Linked DNA regions of Homo sapiens: region 2 is linked to region 1. The links are chromatin contacts, found by Hi-C or POLR2A ChIA-PET in ENCODE. All regions are on one chromosome and are shown on one strand. The core of a region is the stretch at or near the end of the contact, and the rest is flanking DNA. Distances in the headings are between cores, read along the strand shown.

What was found. A loop is a pair of places that touch in the nucleus more often than their neighbours do. ChIA-PET counts read pairs that join two places held with the same protein, here RNA polymerase II (POLR2A). Pooled maps may share reads with other maps.
Region 2: a pooled map shows a loop between it and region 1 (2.6-fold over the local background). The contact joins the enhancer-like site here to the promoter of EPHX1 in region 1. A Hi-C loop is called at or near these places in 1 of 50 pooled maps. POLR2A ChIA-PET finds 5 or more read pairs at or near these places in 2 of 52 experiments (K562 and activated T-cell).

Annotation. Positions count from the first base shown.
Region 1 is chr1:225,808,257-225,811,705 of GRCh38, forward strand. It overlaps EPHX1 (epoxide hydrolase 1), which reads left to right and starts at 1,868. Exons shown (of 9, transcript NM_001136018.4): 1 at 1,868-1,913. RefSeq lists a silencer at 1,826-2,045.
Region 2 is chr1:226,027,301-226,030,749 of GRCh38, forward strand. No RefSeq gene overlaps it. Among named protein-coding and RNA genes, the nearest start is that of SDE2, 30 kb to the left of the region's middle. RefSeq lists an enhancer at 2,898-2,947. Within about 2 kb of position 1,816, at least 8 of the 41 ENCODE cell types and tissues checked have a DNase peak (open chromatin) inside an H3K27ac peak, as active enhancers do.

The DNA.
Region 1 (3,449 bases), core at 618-3,117:
TTAGCTTTGTCCAGGAAAGAATTCAAGAGAGAGCCCGTGGTGTGAGACAGCAACTTTTATGGAGGTGGCGGTGTCCAGCAGCAGCAGAGGGGGCCTGCTCCTGCAGTGCAGGGCTGCCCCACAGGCAGTGTGCTGAGAGCAGCAGCTCTGGGCGATTCTGCAGTCATGTTGATACCCACTTTTAGTTACATGCAGATTAAGGGGCAGTTTATGCAGACATTTCTAGGAAAAGGGTAGTAACTTTTGGGTCCTCGGGTCATTGCCATGGAAGGGGGGTGATAACTCCAGGGGCGTGCCCTGGTAAACTGACATGGCACACTGATATGATGGGCATATCTTATGCTCATCTTCCACCCAGTCCCTGTTTTAGCTAGTCCTCAATTTGGTCCTCAATCTGGTGTCCAAGCCCCACCTCTGGCGTTAAGTCCTGACTCCTACCTGTTTCACCATCACTGCAGTTTTAAGAGTAACGAATTTGGGTCCCCTGGTGAAGTGGCCAGAGGCAGAGCTTCTGTGTGAACTATTTGGAGGGGAGGGGAAAGAACTCTCCCAGACTGCAGGTTCTGAAAGGAATACAGAGATGTCAGAGACTGCAGTTGCAAGAGAAAGCTTTTATAGGAGGGTGTAGAATTAAAGGACAAGAGGACTCTACATGTGGATGGAGGAGGGCACCCTGTCCGGCAGTACTGCAAGAGCAAAAGTTTGGAGGTGGGAGTGAGGTGAGTGCGTCTGCCGGCCAGAATTCTTGGGCCAGGGTGAGCAGAAAGGTTGGAGGCCAAGGGAAGGTGGGTGGTGGTGAACCTTATCCTGAAGTGTGCAAGGTGACAGTCAGAAGCTTAGAACTCCAGCCACGGGCCCTGCATGTGGCCTCCTAGCTGTAGTCTGTCCACCGAGATCGTGAGGATGCTGGTGGTTGAAAGAACTGCACCTCTGAGCAGGTGAAGAGAGAAGCTAAGGAGGGGTGATGGCAGAGGCGATGGGACAGGCTTTCTAACGATGAGGGGCTGGGGATCAACGCTCTCACGGAAGCTAAAAGAGCCCCAGCAACCACCCGCCTGGGCCCTGAGCTCTCTCCAAAGCGGGAGGGGATTCACTAAGAGGTTGCTCCCCTGGCATTGAACTCAGCATCCTATACTGGTCCTCACCATGAAGACCCCCAAGAGTGCTTCAGACCATTGCTTCTCACATTCTCTGTATAAAGACACTAATTTGTTTTTAGATTTCCAAGCATGTCACGGACCAATATGTTTGTTAAATATACTAAGAATGAATTGCTAGAAAGATGAAATTAAAAAGACATACACCGCCAGGTGCAGTGGCTCACGCCCATAATCTCACCACTTTGGGAGGCGGAGGTAGGTGCATCGCTTGAGCCCAGGAGTTCAAGATCAGCCTAGGCAACAAAGTGAGACCCCCGTATCTACAAAACTTAAAAAATTAGCCAGGTGTGGTGGCGCAGTCTGTAGTCCCAGCTATTCTGGAGGCCGAAGTGGGAGGATCGCTTGAGGCTGCAGTGAGCCGAGATCGCACCACTGCACTCCAGCCTGGGTGATAGAGTGAGACTCTGTCTCCAAAAAAAAAAAGGACATACATCATGCAAGTTTGGATTTTTGTTTTTAGATTCAACTGACGAAGTTACGGGATCAAACTGCTGTAGGAGCTGCCAAACGCTTCTCTCCATTTCTGGCCGCGGGGCCGCGGACCGCCCTTTAAGTAGCCCGTTTTATCCCTGGCAGAGGTGGAGCCTTAGGCAGGCCTAGAGACTTTCCCGGGTCCTCCAGGCCGGGGAACGCCCCGCTCGGAGGCCGGGCTTGGGCGGAGACTGCGCCGGGGCTGCTGAAAACTAGCCGAGGAGAGCCAGGGAGCCGGAGAGATCGCGCGCCTGCCGCCGCCGGAGCCTGCGAGCCGAGACCGTAAGCGCCCGGGGCCGGCCGGGCCCGCACTCCCCGGACGCAGACGCGGTTCGGGCTCCGCGCGGGCTCGGCCGCCGGGGTGGGCGGCGGGCCGGGGCGCCGAGGGGTCGGGGCTGCGGTCGGCCCGCAGGGGTGCAGAGGGACTTGTAGTTGGTCCGCCCCCAGCTCCTGCCCCGGCCAGGAGACTGCGCGTGCCGCCTACTGGGGGAAGGAGCCTGCAGGCGACCGCGGACTTCTCGCAGGGAATTCCGCGTCCCAGACTGTGGGCGGACGCCGCAGGGAGGGAGGCTCGCGACCCCGAGAGCGCACCGCGTCCCCTGGCCTGGGCGAGCTCTGCTTCCAGGGCCGTGGCTCGCTCGGCGGTGAAATGCACTTAATTTGTCACCCAAGTCGGAACACTGATTTTCATGCGCGTCCGTGTGAAGAGACCACCAAACAGGCTTTGTGTGAGCAACATGGCTGTTTATTTCACCTGGGTGCAGGCGGGCTGAGTCCGAAAAGAGTCAGCCAAGGGAGATAGGGGTGGGGCCGTTTTATAGGATTTGGGTAGGTAAAGGAAAATTACAGTCAAAGGGGGGTTCTCTGGCGGGCAGAGTGGGGGGGGTCACAAGGTGCTCAGTAGGGGAGCTTTTGAGCCAGGATGAGCCAGGAGAAGGAATTTCACAAGACAATGTCATCAGTTAAGGCAGGAACAGGTCATTTTCACTTTTGTGGTGGAATGACATCAGTTAAGGCAGGAACCGGCCATCTGGATGTGTAGGTGCAGGCCACAGGGGATATGATGGCTTAGCTTCGGCTCAGAGGCCTGACACTGATCACACCTTTTAGTTGAAATGCGCTTTCATCTCCATCTGCTGCCGCAGCCGCCGCCCGGCACCCCCTCGCTCTGGTCTCGGGATTGAAGGCCAGCCCTCTCCTCTTGTAGAACAGGAAACTTGCCCGGGAGTTCACCTTGTAGTTGAAGCCAGGGAATGTGGTCAACCTGAGCAAAAGCGCCGCGGAGACCGAGTGGCCGCCTGCCTCCCTCCCTGGCAGATGTCGGTTTTCTCTGAGCTTCTGGCTCCTTCCTTGCCCTGGCGGCTCCCGAGATCTTGGAGGTGGGGTGCCTAGCAATGTTGTAATCCTAATTTTGACTTTTTTTTCTTAAAGTTGAATGCCCCCTCCATAGCCCACCTCCCATTGTTTAAACTTCAGGTTCCGCAAAGCCTGGATCCGCCCCTACAGGCAACACTCGTTGTCCTGGAAGTTCTGTGAGGGCTCAGCTTGTGGCTGGAGGTGGGAGGTGAGGGGGACCCATGCACTTGGCAGGCCCGCTTCCAGGACAGCCCTTTGCTGGGATTGATGAGCTGTTGGTGGAAAATTGTTGAGGACCTTGGGGTTGGTGGCTGTTTCGGTACCACTGTGCAGCCTCCTCTGCATCCAGCATAATTTAAAATAAACATTTTCAGGAAGCCACACTTCTCCAGAAAGTAACATTGTTTTCTGGTGTAACGGTTGCCTCCTTCAGGGAGCTAGGTTTGGGGGATAATAGGGGGC
Region 2 (3,449 bases), core at 566-3,065, 220 kb after region 1:
CACTTAGTCACCCAGGCTGGAGTACAATGGGACGATCACAGCTCACTGCAGCCTTGGCCTCTCAGACTGAAGAGATTCTCCTGCCTCAGCCCCCCAGTAGCTGAGACTACAGGCACATGACACTACACCCGGCTAATTTTTTGTATTTTGTGTAGAGATGGGGTTTTGCCCTGTTGTCTAGGCTGGTCTCAAACTCCTGAGTTCAAGTGATCCTCCCAACTCGGCATCCCAAAGTGCTGGGATTACAGGCGTGAGACCCCACGCCTGGCTGACACATATTTTTTAATGCCTGCCAACAACAGGCTAGGGTTTACAAGTCAAACCAAAAATCCATGTGTGAACAGCACATAGTGAAGTGTAACTATGGCCCCAAAGAAGCCCTTGGCCTTGTGAACATGTCTTGCTCATTTCTGAATGATATTTCATGTACCTGGGAGTAGCTCCCAGAAGAAAATGCTCCACCCACAACTGGGTGGCTTCCTTAAAACCTTGCAAAACCAGCTTGAAAGAACTAAAAGAATAATTTAGGTAGAAAAGTCATTGGCTTGAACTCCATCCACCAAAACTGCTTTGTGTTTTCTTAGCTGGAGAATCCAGAGAAGTGTCATTTTTCCTATTATTGTTGGCTTTGCATTGTTTGAAACAAGATGCCACTCATTATTTGCAACACATCTCTTTGGTGAGTCCATGACACACTGTGGGCGTGGGACCTACACACTCACATTCCCTGAATAATGTATGTTTCCTTTGGTAGTGTTTATACAGCCTAATGTTACACATGGGCGAAGGTGGAGCGCTGTTCTACCTATTGAGAACAGTCTAAGGTGAGAGGCCAAATCATAGATCAATGACAGGCTCTGTAGGACAGCAGACAGTGTTGCTCTTTCAGATGTGGAGAGGGAGAAGAGATTCCACTTTTCCGGTCTAGCCAATATGGGGCAACAGACATCCGACAGCAGTGTCATAAACCTTGAGCAAAAACTCAGGACAAGGGATAGCCAGCTATTTTAGAAGCTTTGAAGCTGCATATTCATCTGGAGGCCAATGTGTTCGTGTTCTTCTGAAAATGAAAACCACTCTCTTTCCTAACATGGATAACACTCTAACACTCCCGTGGGAACGAGATTGGAAGCTTTCTGCCCCAGGTCACAGTGGGTGACCAAAGAAGGCCGCTCCAAACACTGAAGCATCCTGGTGGTTTACTTAACAGGATCGAAGCAAAGCCAGCTCTCACCGCAGCAGCCTTCTACCAGTCACTAAATGATGGCAGGGCCAGCAGACTCTGTCAACTCCTGTGGTTGCCCGAATCTGATCTTCACCTCATATCCACCTTTCCCAGGCACAACCCAGAGTTCAAACTTTTGCCCTCTCCAAATTCAGATGAAGGGATCGGGTGCAGTGGCTCACGCCCATAATCCTAGCACTTTGGAAGGCCAAGGCAGGCAGATCACTTGAGGTCAGGAGTTCGAGACCAGCCTGGCCAACATGGCAAAACCCCGTCCATGCTAAAAATACAAAAATTAGCCGGGCATGGTGGTGCGTGCCTGTAATCCCAGCTACTTGGGAGGCTGAGGCACAAGAATCACTTGAACCTGGGAGGTGGAGGTTGTGGTGAGCTGAGATCGGGCCACTGCACCCCAGCCTGGGTAACAGAGCAAGACTCTGTCTCAAAAAAAAAAAAAAAAATCAGATGAAGGGATCCAATCATCTCCCAGAAAAAATGCTCAGTCCTTTCACTAAATTCTCCCTATAAGATGGGAATTTTCTCCTTGTGTCATAGAAGTGGAAACTAAAGCTCAGAAAGCTCATGTGACACAGCAGGTCAGAGGCGGTGCCAGGAGAGAAACCCAGGTCTGTGTGACTCCAAAGGTCACGTTCTTTTCACTTCCTCATTTTCCACCAAAAAAAAAAAAAAGTACCAGTTTTACACATAAACAAATACTGTTGTCCATTGACACTTCGGTATTAGCAGGTTCTGAGTTTCACTCTAATGGAGCTCATTGGGCCTGACTGGGTCTAGTTAGAGGTGGCAAGTATGTTAACGATATGAGGCCAGAGAGTTCTCCGCCCCTTAAGAAGCAATAACTTTATTCCTGGCCAAGGATGATGAGTTGACTATGTTCTTTGGACCCTTTGTCACGGCAAGGTATAATTCTCAATCTAGACTAGACAGATTGGCTGGCGCTATCACTTGGAAAGAAAGGAGTTTACTCCTCTTTGATGTCCTCCTTTGTGTCTGGAAGCAATCAATATAAAATTTATTTAGCCTTATCTTCTGTAACAAACCAAAGAGGGGAAAGTGTCCCAGAGAAGGCCGCGGGCACTTACTCACCCTTATTAATTCCATGTAACAACTGAGAGGCACTTTGAGCCTCTTAACCAAAAGCTTCACATCTTCAGATGCCAAGCCTCCAGCAGCAGGGCCACATGGCTCAAGCAGACAGGGAGCAGACTGGAAGTAGGCTGGAAGCCAACCTGAGCACAGCACCATGTCTCCAGGACCAGGCGGCACAGAAACTTGAGGCCACCTGTTCATCCACTGTATTTTTACCTATTTTTAAAATGTTCAACTCTCAGGGCTGGTGTTAGATGCTTATGATGCCACCAGGTAAGCCCACAGGTGCCAAAACATTATGTGCTTCTGCTTTGATATTCTCTGATGGATATTGCTGGCCCCAGCTCCCCTCTGGTACTTGGGGGGAAGTGGAAGAAGAAGAAAGATGAGCTGGTTGTTCTTGCTGCTGTTTCTCCACGATGAGACAGAATGAAAACCCTCTTTGGTTCCCTTCTGAATCCACCATCTGAGGACCAAGATATTCTCGGCTTGAATGAAATCAAAGTGGTTTAAATTAAAACTAATTATATCTGCTTTTAGAAACTGTAGGAATAGGCCAGGTGCGGTAGCTCACGCCTGTATTCCCAGCACTTTGGGAGGCCGAGACAGGCAGATCACCTGAGCTCAAGAGTTCAAGACCAGTCTGGGCAACATGGTGAAACCCCGTCTCTACTAAAAATACAAAAATTAGCCAGGCGTGGTGGTGCGTGCCCATAGTCCCAGCTACTCAGGAGGCTGAGTCAGGAAAATCGCTCAAACCCAAGAGGCAGAGGTTGCAGTGAACTGAGATAGCGCCACTGCACTCCAGCCTGGGCGACAGAGCGAGACTCTGTCTCAACAACAACCAAAAAACAATAGGAACAACCAATGGTTTTGAAAATACACCTTATCTATTAAAAGCATAAAAACATGAATGAGAAAGAAATACATTGAAATTCTTGTTGCTAGTTCCTCTGAAGAGGGAGAGAGAACAGAAGTGGAGGAGAAGGGAAATACTGTTCAAGTGGATTTTAACCACATCTGTTTTATGTTTGATTTCTTTTAAACGTAAAACGAAATTTGAAATAAATATGGCAGAAAGTTAACATGTGTTAATATTGTTAATTCTGGGTTA